2 separate regions of the Mus musculus genome follow, and region 1 is linked to region 2. Evidence: chromatin loops called from intact Hi-C (ENCODE). Cell type or tissue: left cerebral cortex. All regions are shown on one strand. Links, peaks and the distances in the headings refer to the core of each region. The heading gives the core; the rest is flanking DNA.

Region 1 (10,205 bases), core at 634-8,633, 78 kb after region 2:
TATATCTGGGTGATGGGCTCTTTTGAGACTATGAAATGTGATCCAGTGAGAGCTGGCCCTAAGAAACTGTGTTTGAGGACTGGAGAGATGGCTCAGCGGTTAAGAGCACTGACTGCTTTTTCAGAGCCCTGAGTTCACTTCCCAGCACCCACCTCACAACCATCTGTAATGGGATCCGATGCCATCTTCTGGGTGTGTATGAAGACAAAGTATGTAAAATACAAAGTATGTAAAATACTCGTATGTAAAATAGATTAAATAAGTCCTTTTTAAAAATGTGTTTGATCTGGGCACACGCCTTTGATCCCAGCACTCGGGAGGCAGAGGCAGTTTGATTCTGGGTTTGAATCCAGCCTAGGCTACATGGTGAAATTCTGCCTCGGACAGAGAGACACACATGTTTACCATGAAAACAAATGTGTCTGAAGCCCTTTAAAACAATCTACCTTATCGAGTCGATTAAACATTCATTCCCACAGGAAGCTTTTCCTATTAGCTTGGGCTACCAGATATCTTTTCTGCTCAACTAATATTAATTAACTCAAGTTTCAAGTCTGAAAATACTTCGATATGGTATATGGCTTCATAATTTCCTTAAGACAGGGTTTCACTAGTTTGGAGGAGGATTCTGTGTGGCCTTGATCCATAGTTCCGCACCCTCAGATTCAATTAAACATGAACAGATTGTGGGGCGGGTGCACACCTTTAATTCCAGCACTGAGAGGCTAGGCAAGTGGGTCTCTGTGAATTTGAGGACAGCTTGATCTATACAGCCAGCAGGACTACATAGTGAGATCTATGAGAGAGAGAAAGAGAGAGAGAGAGAGAGAGAGAGAGAGAGAGAGAGGGAGAGAGAGAGAGAACCAAGTAAGTCCTGCATGAAAGAAACAGAATAACTTGTTCCCACTCCTAGAACAAAGTCAAAGCCAGCAGGGCATGGGCCTCCATGAATATGGATGGTTGCGGGATGTGAGGCTTGTGTGTGTGTGTGTGTGTGTGTGTGTGTGTCCATGTTTCTCCTTCTAGAACTATTCTCCCTGCCAAGGTTATCAGGGACTGTCCTCTCTGCCAATGTTAATGACTCGGTGACATTTGATTCCGGGAGGCAAGGATGTGTCTAATGTCTCAAGAAAATGGGAGGCTGCTGTGAGCTTCAGGACAGCCCTTAAGGCATGAGAAGGAACTCTGAAAACTTGAGTTCAAAAATATATAACTTCTCACCTATGAAAAATATAAGAATGCAATGTGAATTGTATAAGGGGCTTCACAAACCTAAAAGAACAGAGGCAGCTGTACTATGAGCCAGCGTGTCAGAAAGATACAAAGGCAGGCAGGATCCTGAGTTCGAGGTCAGCCTGGGACAGAGCAAGTTTAGGTCCAGGCATGGTTGGAATGGTGATCTCAGGACAGGATCCCACCCAGCTAATTTATTGGTTGTGCTTACAAAGGCAGGCAGATCTCTGAACTCATTTGCAATGTTTTTGTTTGGTTGGTTGGGTTTTTGTTTTTTGTTTTTTTAAGTGCTTGCTGTCTTTTTCAAAGAATCTGGGGGGCTGGAGTCATGGCTCAAAAGGGAACCTGGAGTAAATGACTGAATTGATATGTAAATAAAAGACTGGGCCTTGGTCTTCAGAAACCTCCAGAGAGAAAGCAGGCTGTCAGCTTGTACCCCATGACTGACTTCAAGTTGTTTTTTCCACAGCTCTCAAACACCCCTTCTCTCCGGAACCCCTCTCTAAGCTGAGGCTGTACCAGAGAGAGAGAGAGAGAGAGAGAGAGAGAGAGAGAGAGAGCACATGATGCATGGGAGGAGGTGAATCTATTGATACACAGACTGTGTCTTTGCTTCTTATTTCTTAAACTAATAGGACAGTTATCTGTATGCCATGTATCCTGCATTAGACACGGTGGGCAGTCTAGAGATGACTTAAGGAATGTAGAAAAACACACATGGGTTCTAAGCAAGCACTACACCTTTCCGTACACGGAGTTTAGTACCCTGAGGTTCCTGGATACTACTTTAAGTACTGAGGTCTTCCCAGGAGGAAAGTCAAAGCCAGCCCAGCAGCTTCCTGGAGGCTCCTCAGCAAGGACTTTGTCACTCCCAGTGCTGTCAGAGTGGAGATGACCCACCCGGTCTATGGACCACTCACTGCTGAACTCGTAGTTGGTGATTACACGTGGAGAACACGGGATTTCAGAGGTTGGAGAATGGCAAGGCCTCAGCAGCACTGCCTTCAGCACCTCAGAATTCATATCAACCTACAGGAGAGAGAAAGAGGGAGTGGGGGGCGGAGCTCAAAGACCCAAGAGGCCCTAGGAACTCCACTTCTCAGAAGCCTCCCAAAAAAGGCAAGAAAGGTCTGTACCTCAAGCCATGATTCAGAAAGATAGCATCGCAGAGCTGGCAAGAATTGTGGATCAGTAACCCAACTCCATCCCATGGCCTGGGGCCCAGTAAGCACCCTGCGGCTGACAAAAGGCAGAGGCAAGGCTAAAACTCTGCAGTCCAGAGTCCCGCCCATGTTGGCAGTCTGTCTTTCCGAGCAGAATACCTCCAACTTTAGTGTGCATTTGAATCCCACTGCAGAGCTTATGAAGTGGGGTTCGCCTGAGGAGAGTATAGGGGTTTTGTATTTGGTTTTCTTGAGGATGAAGACACTGAAAAGCACGCTCTTAAAGTTCTATCGCCGACTGTCTGCAGTTACAGAAACATCCAGAAAACAGTCCATCCTCCCCTGCCTGTGTGCTGATGAGAGCCTGGGCCTAGCCTCTTCCTCACTTAGTTTTAGCCCCAGCTCCATCCGTCTCCTCCACTGAAACCTCCCTGGATTGAGAAACCATGACACCAAATGTTTAATTTTCTGTCACTGAAATGGAATGCGTCATATATAAATCCCAGGTGTAGCTGTAGCCGAGTTTCTGTAGCTCATTCAGGAGACTGAATAATCAAAACGTGAGGTACGCAGTCTGGTGACGTCCTCTCTCTGCATCCTAACACTGTGGAGGCATCACAGGGCAGCTAGTGTGGGTTCCCCCTTCTCATGCAGCCACTTACACCCCAGAGCCATCTCTGGGGCTTTGCTCCCATGACCTCATCTAATCCCAATCTCCCCAAATACCACTAAGAAAAGAATTTGGAAATTAACTTTCCAACATAAGAACTTTTGGGGAGACATATAAACCCTGTAATACCAACATTCCAAATCTTCAAAAAGATGATTTTAAATTATTTTTGTGGTGCTGGGGGTAGAACCTAGGACCCTGGGTTTGCTAGGCACACGCCACACCACTAAGGACCTGACCAGCCCCTTTTTGTCTGCCCCTTACCACATACACATTGTTATTAGATTTGATTTTGGCTAAAACAGTGGCTTTCAAGGTGCAGAGCCCAGACCACAGGCATTAATATTCCTGGGATCTTGCAAAGGGAGAAGCTACAAAAGCAGGGCCTGGCAGGCTACATTTTAGCAGATCCTCAGGGGGCTCAAGTTTAAGAATCACCCAGGGCAGATGCTGAGTCAGGAGCATGGCATGGCATCCACACAGTCCAGTCTGTTAACAGACAGCATTTCCCCTAAAGTATAATCTACAAAAAGCATTCACTGTATAGACCTGGGACATACATAAGCAGGATGTAACCACACAGCTTAACAGCCATGTACAGCATCTCTCTAATGGACCTCAAAGAGAAATTTCTTAGAGAACCACAGAGACACCCGGATTCATTGCCTCAAGCAGGATACCTCCAGCATTCCCACCCTCCGAGGAGGCTCAGCATAGCAAGCACCCCCCTGCAGTCACTAGTAGAGTCAGTGTGCACTGCCTCACACCCTGCAATGAAAAGATTCATGCCCCTGATTCAACCACGCTGAACGCATATGTGTGCATGTGTGTTCGCATACGTACATATGTGTTTGTGCATGTATGTCTGCATGTATGTGTGCATATGTGCATGTAAGTGCACACACATGCATAGATGTGTGTGTATGTGTGCACACTGTGGAACACAGCTCATCTGAAGACACCTCTATTCTGTAAATAGGCTGGAATCCCATTAGATGAGGCTATAGCAACAGCCTCATGCCCTGCTATGGTAATAGTGTAGAAATAAGTCTAATCACATCCCTCACCCCTCCACATACTCCCTTTGTTTGTTTGCTTGTTTGTTTCTCATGGAAAATAATAAGAATGCCTCGTTAAAACATTTTCTGTGCCTACTAAGCTTGTGACAACCCTAAAGGAACACTTGCTTCTCTGCCTCACGTATAGCTGTGATTCATCTGTATGCCGTTCCATTCCTCATTGTTTGTTGCAGTGTTGCCATGACAACGCTTTTCCTTCCAAATACCAAGTAAATCATGGAACAGCACTGACAGTATGCTCCTATAGGTGAATGCTTCGTTACCATCCACACAAATCTATAGGTGAATGCTTCGTTACCATCCACACAAATCTATAGGTGAATGCTTCGTTACCATCCACACAAATGTGTTGTCTGTTGTATCCACTTCCTTCCAGCTACATTGAAATCTAATTTTTTAATTTTTTCTCAAGGAAATTCAAAAGGCTAGCTCCACATTTAAAAAAAAAAAAAGAAAAGAAAAGAAAAGAAAAAAAAAAAGAAAGAAAGAAAAGAATCCAAACTGAAGAGGCTGGGGATTTATCCCATGATTCTTCTGAGAGTGCTACTGATATAACAGACATTTTAAAATTCAAGTCTAGAGATTAGTAACTGAAGTCTTTTCCATCGTAGACAGCAGAAACCCCCGGCCTCACATCTTTGTACAACAGAGTGACTCTGAAACTCCAGCACTCATTGGATTCTAGCACTGAGTGTCATCAGCATTTGGGGGCATTCATATACGTGTCTAAAAGTGTCACTCCTCCTAAGCCTCTCTGTGTGGGATGAGCTACCCATCAGCGCCATGTTGTCACCTCTCCCATATCACCCACAGGAATGGCTGCCAAATGCCCCCCATGGACACAGGCATTGCCGTCACCCAGCATTTAAAGCAATATATTCTGTGTTACAACCACTCCAATAGTGACTCGCATGACAGGCCTAGAAACCTGAAAGCAGTCCTGAGGCAAAGAGTTTCACGGAAACTTAGTCTCCTGGAACCTTGGCATCCTGTATAACAAATGCTCCAAACTTGTCCTTGTGAATGGATCTGTGTGCTTTCTTTCAGTATTGTTTTATTATAGGTGCCTCCAAACAATGACTTGCCAAATACCTAAGCAAAATCAAACTTTGCTTCCTGGCTTTCACCAATACCCTAGGTAGTCCTTGAGCCAACCCTAGGCTTGGAATTCAGTAAGAATGTTGCCTATTCAATGACATTCAGAATTGTCTCTAGTATTGTAAGAGAGATAGTGAAAAAATCAGGCATTACTATCTACTACATAGAGTTAGAAATCTCAGGGCAAGCTTAGCAAAGTAAGTTTAGAATTCTTATTATAGTTATGTATGGCAGACTACATTACTTATTAGTAGAAAGTACCCCCACACAATCACTCAGAATAAAAGCCAAGTCACTCCCATATACAGGAATTTACAATGGTTTAGGAAGTAGATCAGGCTGTGATTTGAGGGGGAACTAGAATATTGCATTATTCATGAGAAGCTTAGCTAGAGAGAACTCTCAAATTACAACTATGGCTTGGGCGTGAAAGCCCTTGCCCCGGGTGTGTAAAGACCTCACACCTGGCTTCTAAGAATATAGCTGACCTTAGATAGAGCTGACATTGTCTCAGTTGTTTTATTGCCCAGTTCCTGCCAGTCTTTACGTTTGCATTCCTGTTTTGTGTTAGAGTCATTAAGCATCCGGTAACCTCATTGTACCTTGCTGACATGTCACCTAACTTCCCTATTTTCTTCTGTATTAAAAGTTTGAAGCTCGATTTGACAAATTACATTCAGATACAGCACACTCCCTTGTGTCCATATTTGTTTGTCACCCATCTGCACCAACTCCTTGCCCACCTGTCCGAAACCCTAATTTCCTGCGGATTGAGAGGGGCCAACTGAGGCCGGTCCTCAGCAGTGCTCAGCAAGAGTAGACCTGTAAGATAGCTGTAAAATACTCTTTGCCCAGAGGACTGTGAAAAGTGCACACAAAACTCGCCACCCAGGGCTTGGCCAGGAGACAGGTTAATAACCGAGAACTTTGTTGGTTGATGATAAAGCATTCATGACAATATTATGGAGCACAAGATGGACGGGGTCATAATGGGGTCTGATGACTAGTGAAGAACTCCGTGGAACGCATGCCAACACCAGGGAGGACAAGGTTGCTAATGACTGAATCAGGACAGCAGGCATAACCCAGAAAGTGCCTGGTAGAAGGGTTAGATGGTATTCTGTAGATTCCACTCCTTCCTCTCCTCTCCCTTTCCCTCTCTTCTCCCCTTCCCTCTCTCCCTATCTCTCTTTTTTCCTTACCCTCTCTCCTGCCATCCCTGCTCTCTCCCTGTTTTTTTTTTTTCTAGAAGGATCCCGGTATGTAGCACAGGTTAGCCTTTGCCTAAGCCCCCTCCTCCCCACTCCCCATTGTTCCCCACCCCCACCCCAACCCCCATGCTAAGATTAGGGAATTACAGGAAACTGTCACTCTACCCTGCCTCACTAATCTTCGTTATGCCTCAAACATACCTGACTGGGTTTCCATAGAGGGTCTAGCTCAGGAGCAGGTTAGTGCCATTTGCAAGCCCTCCATCCCCAAAGGAGGTATTGTACCCTGTAAGGTGCATGGATTGTCACCAATACAGCGTGCTAGAGCAAGCTTAGCTTGAGGCTTCCTGAGAGAAGAGCACACCAGCTCTGCAGCTTTGCATCTAGCATAGGAGACAGCAGCATTGGGAATCACGAACACTGAAAGTTCAAGGTTGGTTTTAGGTGGGACTTCCGGTGAGGAAGGGAGGGTCTTCACACAACAGTCCAGGATTGGTGGAGACAGTAAGGAAAGGTCTCCACGTAATCCAGACGCTCTTGAGATCTTAACCATTAACGAGTCTTTCAAGAAACTCCTGTGCTGAAACCCACAGAGGAAAGTGTGGGGACAGGGAGGTCACACTGCTGATAGAGGAGAAGCCTTAGCGTTCTCTTTATTCAGCAGCAAGCTTACGGGGACAGTGGAGTCACGCTGTTTGGAACCAAGGTAAAGAAAGAGTCCTGGTTCTCAGCCTTTCTAGAAGGCAATGTGGCATCCTTCACGGAGCCTTAACATGTGCTCACTTTGACATCTCAGTTCTATTCATAAGAATGTTAGAAAATAACCCAAAGCATATGTAGAATTCTGTGTCATTATGTTTGCACAGGCGGAGTTACCAACAATCCCAAATTGGTAATGACTCAAATATTGAATGGCAGGTAAATAAATCACAGTGCACAAAGCTGTGATTTCATGGAGCCATTAAATTTTATGGAAAATATCATAATGGCACATGCATGTACTGTATACGCTAAGGGAGAAAAAGGCTTTAGGTTGTCTACAGACTCCTTATTCTGCTATAAACTTTTCCATGTGCGTATTTATGGGTGAACATGTTGTGTGTACGCACTCTGTCGGGGGCATGGCACACAATGCAGCATGAGTGTGGACTTCAGAAGAAGACTTTGTGAGTCGGCTCCACGTGTGTGGAGGATCAAAGTCAAGTCGTCAGGCACAGGCAACCACGTCTCTATCCACTGGGCCATCATGCTGGTCCCTGCTTTATACTTTTTAAATATTTACTATCAGTGGGTTATATTTTTGAGATGCTATTTTTATAATTGGGATTTTTCGTGTTCAGTGATATGACAGAAGACAGGAGAAAACACTAACGAGATATTATAAGTAAAAATTCTTATGTGAAAACTCAATTCTGTAACTTCACTTTCCTGGGGACATTTTACTCGAGTGTTTGAGTCTTCTCCACTTGTTTGTGTTGAGGACTATGAAGGACCACTTTGGTACTGAATTACTAGAATAATTCAGAATAGAAAAATTCTTTGGCTTCCGAGAAAAACACAAATACAGGCTTTTTCTCTCTAGCTACAGTCCATAGAATAAATGAAACCTTTACGCTCTTTGTTTTGTATACTGACTTCTAAGACTGACTTTATCTCTCTAACTTGCAGTGCAGATGATGTACAGGATGCCGTGGAGATAGGTTAGCCATTAGGAAAAGATGTCTGAAAAGCAAGCAGGATGAGAAGTCCCTAACATGCCGGGCATAAAACAAACGGGGGAAAGGGCTTTAGCTGAAGGCTTCTGCTATCTTGAAACTTTGACAGCTTTTAACCAAAGATGTCTGACATTTTCATTTAAACAATTTAATAGCTCAATTACCAATGAATTAAAGAAATAAAGGAAAGCTTCAGGGAGAACCAAGGAGACAGACTGTGGCCTCAAGTAGGAGAGTAACACACACACACACACACATACACACATACACACACACACACACACACACACACACACACACACACAGCCCTTCAGCCACGTTAACCAACAAGTTTGAGTCAATCTGTTGTAGCAAGAAAAGAAAGACCAAACAGGGAACAAAGGAAAGAAGGAAGGAAGGACAGAAGGAAGGGAGGAAGGAAGGAAGGAGAGGAGGAAGGAAAGAAGGAAGGAAGGAAGGAAGGAAGGAAGGAAGGAAGGAAGGAAGGAAGGAAAGAGGGGAAGGAGAGGGGGAACAGGCTAGCAAGGCAGAAAATCAGGAGAGAGAGAAAAAGAATCTCAAAGTGTCTAAGAGCACAGGGAAGATTCTGTGAGAGCAGACAGCGGCAGAACACAGAAGATGACGAGCCATGCTCAGGAAGAAAATCAGTCCAGACAAAAAGAGACAAACAGCAAACTGGATGAGCTCTAGGCTTGAAACCTCAGCAAACCATAGGAAAAGAGATTGACATACCATTTTAAGGTTCATATCTGTGGTAACTGTCTAGAGATCCTTGTGATAGGCCCTGGGGTTTCTTTCAACTGCTCTGCAAATTTGCCCTGAGCAGTAAATTGCCTTTACTTAAATAACAATATATTATATATTCCAAAATCCCTGACAATACATTTCAATGTCTCACCAGAAAAAAATTGTAGAGTTGATGAATATGTTAAATAGACTGCTTTAATCATGCTAAATTGTCTAGCCTTATAAAAATATTTCATTGTGTCCCATAAATGTATGCAGTTACATTTCCAATCAAAAGGAACAATATTAAAATTTAAATGATCCTTTAAAAAAAACAATAATTTACTTTCATGTAGATGTCTTTGTGACCCCCTCCTAACGATGCTGTGTTACCTATTTTTAAAAATAAAATGTCTTTCTGTTCATCATGACTCCAGTGTGAACTGTGTGTAAGGGCTGGCAACTGACTGGGTGGCATTTGGTACACAGGTAGCAAAAATCCAAAGTGTAAGTAGAGGCCATGGGCTGAGTCGATGTGGACAGAGGAGGTAATGTTTGAAAGATGCTGACAATTTGTGAGTCACTGAGTGTACCTGGGTAAATAATAACTTTCTGGGGACAAGAAACCACTGGAGAGAAAATGCTGTTCCTGCCTTATACTGGCTAATGAATTTACCAGAGGGCTGGGCACATTACACGTCCCAGGAGTCCACCAGCTGTGTGTATCTCCTTCTAGCTTCTTAGCAGGTAACAAATGACCACAAGGCTGGTTGACATTGGGGACAGGTCAGGAAAACAAGTTCTGGGCCTCTGGGGCCAACACCCTGGTCACTGTCTCCACTCACAAAAGCTCATGTCTGGCACACACAACACAACCCAAAGCTACATTATGGCTCCTGAGAAGGCCCTGAAAGTGACCATTCAGGGAGGACACTGACTACCCTGGAGGGACAAAGGGTCAAATGAGGGGATAGTAGAACTCAGGTGTCTCTGTTAGAAAGAAAAATAAATGTTGTTGTTTTCCTGTTTCTTGTTTTTCAAGACAGGATTTCTCCCTGTGGGTGTGGCTCTCTTGGAACTCACTCTGTGAACAAGGCTAACCTCAAACTTAGAGGTCTGCCTGTCTCTGCTTCCTGAGTACTGGGATTAAAAGCATAAACCATCAGCACCACTTGGCAGACAGAAAACTAAATGTGTGCATTTTGACAAGAAAAAATTATTTTATCAGCTCCCATAAGCTGTGGTTTCTTTTGCTTGTGATTTTGGTTGGTTTGGTTGGCTGTTGGTTGGTAGTTAGTTTGGTCGGTCAG
Region 2 (10,205 bases), core at 1,231-9,230:
CAAAATTGTGATATTCGGTTATTGTGAAAGGGGGGAAAAAGGTTCCTGCTTATCTGGAAAATGGGCTAGTTCTATAACATGTGTGTCTCGTTGGAAGCATCCAGTCAGACACAACCTACAAGCCTATGACCCCATTGAAAGGCTGAGGCAGGAGGATCATGCTGTGGAAGTCAGCCTGGGCTATACAGTGAGACTCCACAGTAAGAAAGGGGAGACAGAGACAGCAAGAGTGAGAGAGAAAGAAGGAGGGGGGAGGAGGGAGGGAGAGGGAGAGAGAGAGAGAAAGAGAGAGAGAGAGAGCCAGAGCCCTATGCCTACCCTATACCTACCTGACAAGAACATCTCAAACGGCAGAGAGATACTTACTTTCCTATCGTCTATTCATCAAAGTCTGCCATGGAAGCAGAATGTCCAGGAGGTGCACGTTTCCATGGATACCGAACCAAACAGAAGAAAACAATTTGTTCCTTAGGACCCAGGAGAGATCTTTTGTCGCAGTGTGACTTGACTACTATTTCCATGGCAACAGACTATGGCGTCCTCCAAGTAGAGAGAGGTGAAGGATGCTATGAGCTCAGGGAGGCTGCAGCTGGATACTCACTCAGGGATTTGTTTACTCAAACGCTGCTGCTGAAGTATTCACAAAGAATCCAATCAGACTCCTATTAAACCAGTAAGAGTGGGGGTCGCTCTGCCCTTTCCTGATCCTCTAGACAACATTAAGATGAAATTAATCTTTTTCTCACATTCTTAAATTTTATATGGTTTTTTTTTCCTGGATGTACATTGGAGCACCATTTGCATACAGTACCCACAGACATCAGAAGAAGGCATCGGGTCCCCTGGGACTGTAGTTACAAATGGTTGCTAGGAAGTGAATCCAGTTCTTTTAATATAGCAGCCAGGGCTCTTAAGTATTGATCATCTCTCCAGCCTAAATTGTGTTTTAGACAGGGTCTTACCATGTAGCCCTGGCTGGCCTAGAACTCAGTATGATCCACCCGCCTCTAACTCCTGAATGCCAGGAGTCAAGAACCAACTGGAAAGCGCTCTCTCTCTCTCTCTCTCTCTCTCTCTCTCTCTCTCTCTCTCTCTCTCTGAGTTTCACCAAGGAGTTCCTATGTACACCACGCCTAGCCTCACACTCACAGGGATCTGTCACCTCTACCTGCCAAGAGAAGGGGAGGTGGGGAGGTGACCAGGAAGGGGGCAGTGAATGGGATGTAAAGTGAATAAGTAAAAAAGTAAAATAAAATTTAATTCTAAAAAATGTATCCATTTATTTAATGTATATGAGTACACCGTTGCTGTCTTCAGACACACCTGAAGAGGGCATCAGATTCCATTACAGATGGTTGTGAGCCACCATGTGGTTGCTGGGAATTGAACTCAGGACCTCTAGGAAGAGCAGTCAGTGCTCTTAACCGCTGAGCCATCTCTCCAGCCCTGGAAATGAATTTCTTGAACACCTTCTCCTTATCAGCAATACAGGTATTTGACAGAAGGCCACTTGCCTTGTGTTACGGGTTTATGCAAACATTCCTGCTCAGTGTGTAGTGTAGATGCCACCCAGACACAACAGCCAGGTGCTACCTCACAGAAACCGAGCCCCAGTGGGTCTGTGAGGACCAGGCTCTGAGGGGACTTCCTAAAGCCCTTGAGCTGTGCTCCTACAACTGCGCTGGAGGAGAAGCTCGGCTGTTTTCATAACAACTTTGTAAGCCAGTTCAGAACACGTCCTCATCAGCAAAGCGCTGGGTGGCCACATCCCCAGTAGGGAGTCTAGAGAAGATGACGTTGGCTCTAACTTCATCGTAGAGAATGTTCTGCGATGCTCAGCAACTGCCTGGTAATCCTCCACTGTGTGGACTCTGATTTCAGCATTATCTTTCTCTGCTTTCAGCTCCAGCTCAACATTTAAGAGGGCAATCTTGGCGTTCTTAGACTCCTTGGGCCGCGTCTCAAACTTAGCAGAAGAGAAAGTGTTCCTGACCAGGACGCCAGCCACCAGCTAAGACTCCCCTAGGGCTCCACCCCTAGGGCTGCACCTTCTTGATGCAAACCATGTTAAGCTTTAGCAGCTCAGCTAAGCGTCATCACAGCATCCACCCTGTTGGCGAGGGAGGCCTTGTGCTGGGAGGTGAGCACGGAGCTCAGAGCTGTCACCGCTGGCTTTTCTAGCATCTTCCTCTGGTCTGAGTGGCCCCACTCCTCACCCTCAGCGGGAAAGATCCTAGTTCACACAGACCTCACCACTGTGATGGCAGCCACAGGGTGGGTGGTGTGCAGTCAGGTCCTTGAGAGGGCTAGCAATTTCATCATCACGTAGTAGATATAGAACATTATGTCCTACCCCTGCCCTGCAGCTTACCGCATACGCAGGGTGATCCGCTGGTCCTGCAGGGCAGCAACTTCCAACCCTGCTGGATCCTTCAATGATACATCCTGGGCTCTTTGCTAATTAACGATAACTTTCATTATCTTTCAGTAGTGAAAAAGACCTTTTTCATGATTTTGAACACAGCATCTGTCTTTTTTAATGATTTGTTTATAACTCGTCTATTTGGTTTATTTCCACAAAATGAACACAAAACGGAGCAGCAGCCAACGGCCTCTGCACACGTCACCCTGTCAGTGGATCAGCAGAGCTCACGCTGAGGCCCAGTGCAAGTGTGAAGACTGGAGACAGAAACTGAATCTCCAGGTCGTGCTTTCTGTAGTGAGCTCGTCGTCGTGTGAGGAGGTGACCAGCTGATACTCTAGGGCAATGGCCTCACCACCTCATCTGACACAGAGAACAACAAGGTAGTTAATCATCCAAGATCCTCAGCTTGTTCCCCTGGTTACCCCCAGCTGTACCCCTGGTCAGGTGACTCCTGAGATTCATGACATCCACAGCCTCATGCTTGCCTCTTCTCTGCCTTTTTGGATATCTGGGCTCAGGGATGACATTGTCTCAGCCCCTGGGCTCTGTAATATCTGACTCCCCACACTCTCCTGTCTAAGGAACACACAAGCAGACTCCTGTCTATAGATGTCTAGAGGACCCTCCTGCACCCTTCACACACCCTGCTGTCAACTTCACACATGTGAGTACACCTTTTGGGGACGTTGTGGAAATGGAGCTACTGAAACGTAGGACACAGTCACTTGCTGTTTCAAAAGGACAATGCTCTCCATGAAGATTCAGTCGAGTGCCAAGATTTTACTAACACAAAGGAAAAAGTGCTGCGGTGTGGCTTTAATTTAAACTTCTCTAGTTAAGTGAGGTTATACATCCCTGTCTTTGTGTGTGTGTATGAGCCATCTGTAGTTCATCTTCCAGAACATTCAGCTCTAATCTTCATCCGCACCTCCATTAGATAGACAGGCCACTTCTAGCACATAATTAAGTTCCACTTGTTAGAGTTTGTGGGCTTTTCAGTTTTATTTTACTGACCTAATTAGCATCTGATGCTTATCTATCAGTCAGTCTATCTCACTATCTCCCATCTGTCTGTCTGTCTGTCTGTCATTTCTCTACCTTACAGAATTAGCCTTAAAGATTAAGTGAATTCAGAACACTAGGTTCACAGATGTGTCTGTCCAGTAAACTTCAGGGATCAGCAGCAATGACTCTTCATCTTCTATAATCACAGACAAGGTAGGGTTAAATCCTGATATTCCACAGAGTAAAGAACTTGCAGTTCACCCCTGACTTAGTAGTTCCCAAGCTGCCTCTGTGAATACAGTTCACTCCCTTCCCCCAGGCTCAAACTTCCCATTTCCTGCTGGCTGAACTTCCTCACACCTGCCTCCAACATGGCTAACCCCTCCCACCTTGCTTCTTTAAGGACTTCAAGGGCTCCCGCACCTGAGAACCAACAGAAGGAAAGGGGTTGGGGGATTGGAAGGAAAAGCCTTGTTTCCAGGGCATTTGGGAACCAAAGCCAACTGTAGCATCCTCCCGTTGCTAGGATACAGATAGACTCTGTATAGAGTCCCTGCCTGGAAACAGAGAGAGGGAGACTAGCTTGCACCAGTTGCTATGGTGAGAAGGGAAGTTCTCTCCATGCCCATTGGTTCCGGGCATGTCATGAGGCCAGAGCTACTTAGAGGCTAAAAGCACCTCATCGAATCACCCCGCTTTAACTTCATGCTTAGTTGTGTGCATCCAGTCCCAGGGCCTTACAAAGATTGGTGAGGAGAGAAAGAGGGCGCTGATCAACTCCGCAGCCTGGAAAATCAAGTCTTTAGAGAAAACTCCATCTTTTCAAATACCTGCTTCTATACGGTCCTCAAGCTAACTGCACTTTGAAATATTAGACCTAGGGCAGTTAGCTAGCACTGCTAGCCCAGTGTTTGTCGAAATGTTATCCCCCAGCCATCTGCTAAGTCAGCAGCTTTGTGGGCCGAGGAAGGACAGACGGGGGGGGGGGGCAATCTGTAATTTTTGAAATAGTGATTTTATTTATAGTTAGGTGAGGGAGGGCAAATACTCTCATTATGAAATTGCTCTTATATCATTATATTGAGTCTGATGGTGCGCCCTGTGAGCTTGGTGGAAGTGTTCCTTCTTCATTTCATGTACTAAGGGTAGAAAGGTCACTAGGAGTCCGCTGGCCAGGGTTCGCACCCCAGTTCCACTAAGTAGCCTCATTGCAAGTTACTTAATGCTTCCAAGCCTAATGATCTGGCACAGGCAGACGCCGAGAACCATGGTAAAACATGATTCATGGCTGACAGACCTTTGGTGACGTTCACAAAGGTCAGGTTTAAGCTGTAGAAAGGAAAAAGCAGGCACATCCAGCTCCAGGGCCACCGGAAACAAGGAGCCTGCACAGATGGTGCTCAGCGGCAAGGCCCACAGCTGGCCACAAGAGGGCAGACTGACCCCAGGGAGGGCCATGCCATATAACTTCACAGGGAGCACCGCCTTTATCCTGGTCTTAGGCCTGACTGACATCTGACCCCCAAAATAACAAATTAATAACACCCCAACCAATATCGGGCCCCAAATCAAGTTGATGCCCCAAATCCTGTAAACACCATTCTTTTGTCTAATTGCCTGGCTCAGATGCGAGACAGTGGAACCCAACTACCAACCTTCACATTCGACTATGGTCTCATTCCAACACCAGTGACTAACCGCATGAATCCAGTTTTCCAGTGTAGGAAGGGATCCTGAAACTCTGAAAGCTTCAAGCCACTCTCTGAGATCCCCAGAACTCTCTTATTATGTATGTTTCCTCATAAAGAGGGGAAATATCTCCAAATGCGTTCTGGTTCCTACCAGTCTCCTCGCCCCAGAGCTGCCTTCCCCATTTCTTTCTCCGCAACGGCAAATACTTAAACATGAGGGAATTTAAACAACTTCTTAGCTTTCTACAGTCTTATAGAGCCGTGAGTTACTCTATAGTTAGATAGTAGCCTTATCTGTCGTTGTCGTCCCCGCCCCAGCCCCACCCCCGCAGCCCCCACCCCAAAGAAGAAACTGTTACAGCGGAGCAGATAAATGTGCCTAAAATGACTCAGCAAATTAGTTCAGAATGGATGCTCAGTTTTTTTTGTTTTTTTTTTTTTGTCTCTTGGGAACTTCAGTGGTCTATTTAACATGTCACAATTCTTTACCCTAAAGGCCAGAAAACCAGGGTTGGGGAAGGAAAAATGTCAGTGGCAGCTTGTGCTACGTGACAGTTTGTTGCCTCTGTGAGAGGCTGTGTGACAGACACCCTGTCCAAGGAGCGCTGTGGCTTCAGCAGAAGAAACACTCAAACCATAGAAAAAAGCCCCCAAGTGATCCAGCTTTAAGCCCTGCAGAAAAGGGCCTCAGATCACAGCCCTCACCTGGGTAATGAGAGACTCTGGACACCCTGAGGGCTCCTCTCCAACACGTGACTATAAAGTAAGACAGCTCTTACCCGACGGAGCAAGCCCATGGCCTCTAAATGAGCAGCCCCGGGGAAGCCACTGTGCAAAGAGAGAGGTTTCTCTGGGGATCTTCGCAGTTTGCATTCCTACCGCATACAGTTTTTATTTTCTTTTCTTAAAGATGTATTTTATTATATATAAATTCACTGTAACTGTCTTCAGACACACCAGAAGAAGGTATCAGATCTCATTACAGATGGTTGTGAGCCACCAAGTGGTTGCTGGGATTTGAACTCAAGACCTCTGGAAGAGTAGTCAGTGCTCTTAACCACTGAGCCATCTCTCCAGCCCCAGATCAGTTTTTAAAAAGCAATAAAGGGAGCTGTGTCCCAGTTGGCAGTAGCCAGCCCCTCCATGTCTGATCGACTGTGACAAGAGGACACTCTGGGGTCTGTGTGAGTTCTCTATGTGATGCACAGCAGTGGAATTATCTAGTGTTACGTTTTTCTGAATATGTCTGTCACTGGGACATATTATTGTACTGGGCATAAAAGTGAGTCACTGAGTCGATGCCATGTGGTTTAAACATCAGACCACACCATCTGGTAGAAAAGACTCACTCTTTACAGAGTCAGCCAGAAGAAATGTTTTTTTTAATCAATGTTTTCATTATTGACAGACACCAAACCTCACCACCTCTTGCTCTTAACCCTTTACATATACAGACGGGTTTCTCCTTGGTTTCCCAGATCTTGTCTAAATTTATCCGAAGAAAAAGCCACTTTTCTCAGATCAAATCCAATGACTTTACCAGACGTACAAAAACCCTGTGAGGTGCAAACTAATACATTTAACATCTTGATGTAGTGGCAACACAAAGGTCGCCATAATATCACCATGATAAATTGTCAATATAAACAGTATTGAATACCAGAGGATGTGATGCCAACCAACCATACAAGAGACAAGTAGAAGTGCCTCCCTGCAGAGTCATGTGTGTGCATGTGTGTGCACTCATGTGTGTATGTCTGCGTGTGTTTGTATGCATGTGTGTTCACTCATATGTGTGTGTGTGTATGTGGGCACATGCACTCCTGCATGTGTGTGTGCATGTGTGTACATGTATATATGTGCCGGGCAGTGGTGGCATATGCCTTTAATCCCAGCACTCGGGAGGCAGAGGCAGGTGGATTTCTGAGTTTGAGGCCAGCCTGATCTACAGAGTGAGTTTCAGGACACCAGGGCTACACAGAGAAACCCTGTCTTGAAAAACCACAAAACAAAAACAAAAACATGTATCCATGTACAGCAGTCACTGGCTAGAACACAGGACTCTCTGGCAGTTATGCCAAGGTGTAAATTTCATTTGCTGTTTGGGTGTGTCCAGGGAAAAATGTGTAGTCTGTTTATCCTTTACTCCATAATCTTAGCCCAAGGGATTTACCAGATAGCAGCAGCACTATCAAGATCCCGAGTTCAGCTCTTCCCCAGAGCGTTCAGCATGTCCTGAACAGAGAATCCTTGGCCTCCCTCCCTCCTTTTCAGCCTCAGGAGGAAGTCCGGTGCCCATTCAGTTCCATTACAACACTCACCAAACTCCTCTCGTCTGGACTCAGATTGAAAGAAGTGAGGCTGTGCGGCTGATGGGTCAGGGTCTCCATGGGGCTCCTCCTGAGGTGTGCACTCAGACGTGTTCACAGTCCTCTGTGTGCGTGAGCACAGGTCTGAGCTAGCGTCACGGCTTCCCTTCATCACTGCTGCCCACTGATGGCCTCTGTATGGTTCAGTGGTTAAGAGCACTGGCTGCTCTTCCAGAAGTCCTGAGTTCAAATCCCAGCAACCATATGGTGACTCACAACTATCCGTAATGGGATCCAATGCCTTTTTTTTCTGGTGTGTCTGAAGACAGCTACAGTGTACTCATATACATAAAATAAATAAATACATCTTTAGAAAAAGAAAAGAAAAATGACCTTTGGTAAGACAGAAAAATTAAGATGTCTTGTTCCCTATGACATCCCTGCATGGAAGGTTCCACACTCTTACTCGGTACATATTTATCTACATGACTAGGTTACACACAGCCATACAGCCGTGTCTGGGATGACGTCTCTTCTCATGTCTGCTCATTTTCTGCTGAGACCTTGCACATCTTCCTCATTGTCCTCAGTTTCGAGTTTAGCTAACTCAGCGTTCAGTCCAGGACAATGTGCTCTTTAAAGCTGTTGCCTTCCATCTACAGCATTCCTATTTATCACCTTATTTTTATACATGGTCATTAAAATATAATTACATCACTTCCATTTCCTCCCTTTGGCCCCTTTCAAGTCTCCTCTCTTCAGCTCATTCCATGACACCCCGCCCCAATTCTCAAAGCAATAGCCTCTTCTTCCCTCTGATTATTATTGATACACACATGGGTGCACACATAATTATGTTATGCATGTGCATACACTACATATATGTGTGTATATATGCATCTAAATGCATTTGTGAGTATACACAAATATATAAATACAACCTGCGATCCTTTATCATACAACAGTAGCCCTTAAAGGAGACTATGCCAGTAGTCCAGCTGAAGGCCCGCCCTTGGCTTTTATTTGCCTCCTTGCCTCCCTAGGCTCTGCCATCAAGCTTATTCTCTCATTATCATATTATCTGCACACTGGAAAGTATACCTGAAGGATTAAATTATAATATGTATTCACTAGAGTACATCAGGAAAAATTGTATTATGCTTCATATCACGACTACATCAGGAGACGCTGAACAGTTAGTCGTTCCCATTAGTCAGGCTAAAATTGCCTGCTGAACTAGGAGGGGTGGCAGGCTGCTCTATAGGGATAGAAAATAACTTCAAATTGACAAATTATTCTCCAGACTCTGAATGTTTAGGCCAGTATCCTGATTCAAAATCTACAGCATAAGTAAGTAACACAAAGCAGACCGGTAAGTATGAGCCCAACAGCCAAAGGCAGGGCAATGCGCAGGGACGTGCCTCGTCTCATGGTCAGTCAGAACAGCACAGCATCCAGGGGCCTCTGCATTCCGTATCTGTGAGATAAAACCTGAAGTCGGAGCTAGGAAAGTCAGCCCTGGGTATCATGTAGTCTTTTGTAGTCTCTATCCTGCAAAGCTCCTCACGGGAGATGATCCAGGATTCTGCCTTCTCTTTTAATACTCACAAGCCACAGTGATAATGCCGGGCTTACACATGCAAATCCTTCAGAAACTGGAATGTACTTGATCCTCCCTGGAGGAGCCTGATCTAAGTACCTGTGTGAGCTGCAGTTGCAAGGTGGAAATTGCCAGCCCAACCAAACCGCAACCAAGCGCTTTGGTCTCATCTTCCCGTCCATCTATTCAATCTTTCCTCACTCTGGTGGCATAGGACTCTGTGACAAGGACTCCCTGCAGGTGACACTGAGACATCAAATGAGACCCTTTTGAGTATTCACACCATCGGGCCACCAGAGTATGATCCAGTGATCTTGTCAGCCATGACAGTTCACATTAGATTGTTCGCTTCTTCAGAATGAAAAAGGCACAGAGAAAACATAATGCTGTCTGCCCTCTGAAAGCTTTCCCCTGTCCCTACCAGGTAAAGAGGAGAATCAAGAAGCCTCCCAGGCCCCACATGGGAAACATGGAGTGATAGAGCTCTTCTGAGTGCTGAACAGAAGAGAAGGGACTTACTGCACAGCTGGTAGACACATAGCCCTTAACTACACAGTAGTCCACAAACTCTGTGTAAAAGATCCAGCCAGGCCTGGGAATGTAGCGCAGGGGCTTAGTGCTTGCCTGGAATGTGCAATAGCCTGAGAGCCAATGAGGTCTGACAGCCTCGTTAGCAGACTGGCTGGGGAAAAGCAGGGAACTAAGGGGCATTTCCTCTACCATTTACCTTTCACTCACCAGCTCCCTATCCAGTAGCCCCCTTTGTCTCTCCAGCATCCTTCCCTTTCCGTTCTACATCTAAACCTTCAAAAGAAGATCCTCGAAGAGAGACAAACGGAAAAGGAGGGTAAGATGAGAGGGCATGTCAAAGTGAACTACCAAAGTAAATTAAACAAAAATGTCCTCAGGAAACCCAGCAGTGTATACACTGAGCATACACCAGTTTTAAAAAGAAGAATTTAAAAAAAAATAAGGATGCTTATTTAGCTTAGAGTTGAGGGTCTTCAAGGGCATCTCAGGTCTACAGCTTTCTGTCTTGGCTTGCTCTAGTTTGGGGTCTTCAAGGGCATGGTGCCTACAGAGCTCCACCCTGGTGAGCGCCTTCCTCCTTCCCAGATGAGTCACATGGTGGTGGGCGGAGTGTGCATGGGGCTGGGGATTCAACTGAACAAGTT

Evidence for each region. Hi-C counts contacts between places; a loop is a spot of excess contacts. Peaks named below come from ENCODE experiments on the same cell type or tissue, not always from the same donor. Only the 100,000 strongest peaks of a DNase experiment are listed, where the experiment ranks them.
Region 1: it touches region 2 in a loop (2.4-fold over the local background); 2 of 42 quality-filtered maps call a loop at or near these places.

Annotation. Positions count from the first base shown.
Region 1 is chr13:58,459,512-58,469,716 of GRCm38, reverse strand. No RefSeq gene overlaps it. Among named protein-coding and RNA genes, the nearest start is that of Gm40966, 13 kb to the left of the region's middle. In left cerebral cortex, for the core only: no CTCF peak of the experiment used is centred there; a DNase peak (open chromatin) is centred at 4,319.
Region 2 is chr13:58,538,019-58,548,223 of GRCm38, reverse strand. It overlaps Gm38494 (a long non-coding RNA gene), which reads left to right and starts at 1,747. Exons shown (of 3, transcript XR_382518.4): 1 at 1,747-2,140; 2 at 2,602-2,805; 3 at 3,007-3,253. It also overlaps the pseudogene Gm3131. In left cerebral cortex, for the core only: a CTCF peak has its summit at 4,859 (motif pointing right); DNase peaks (open chromatin) are centred at 4,017 and 4,861.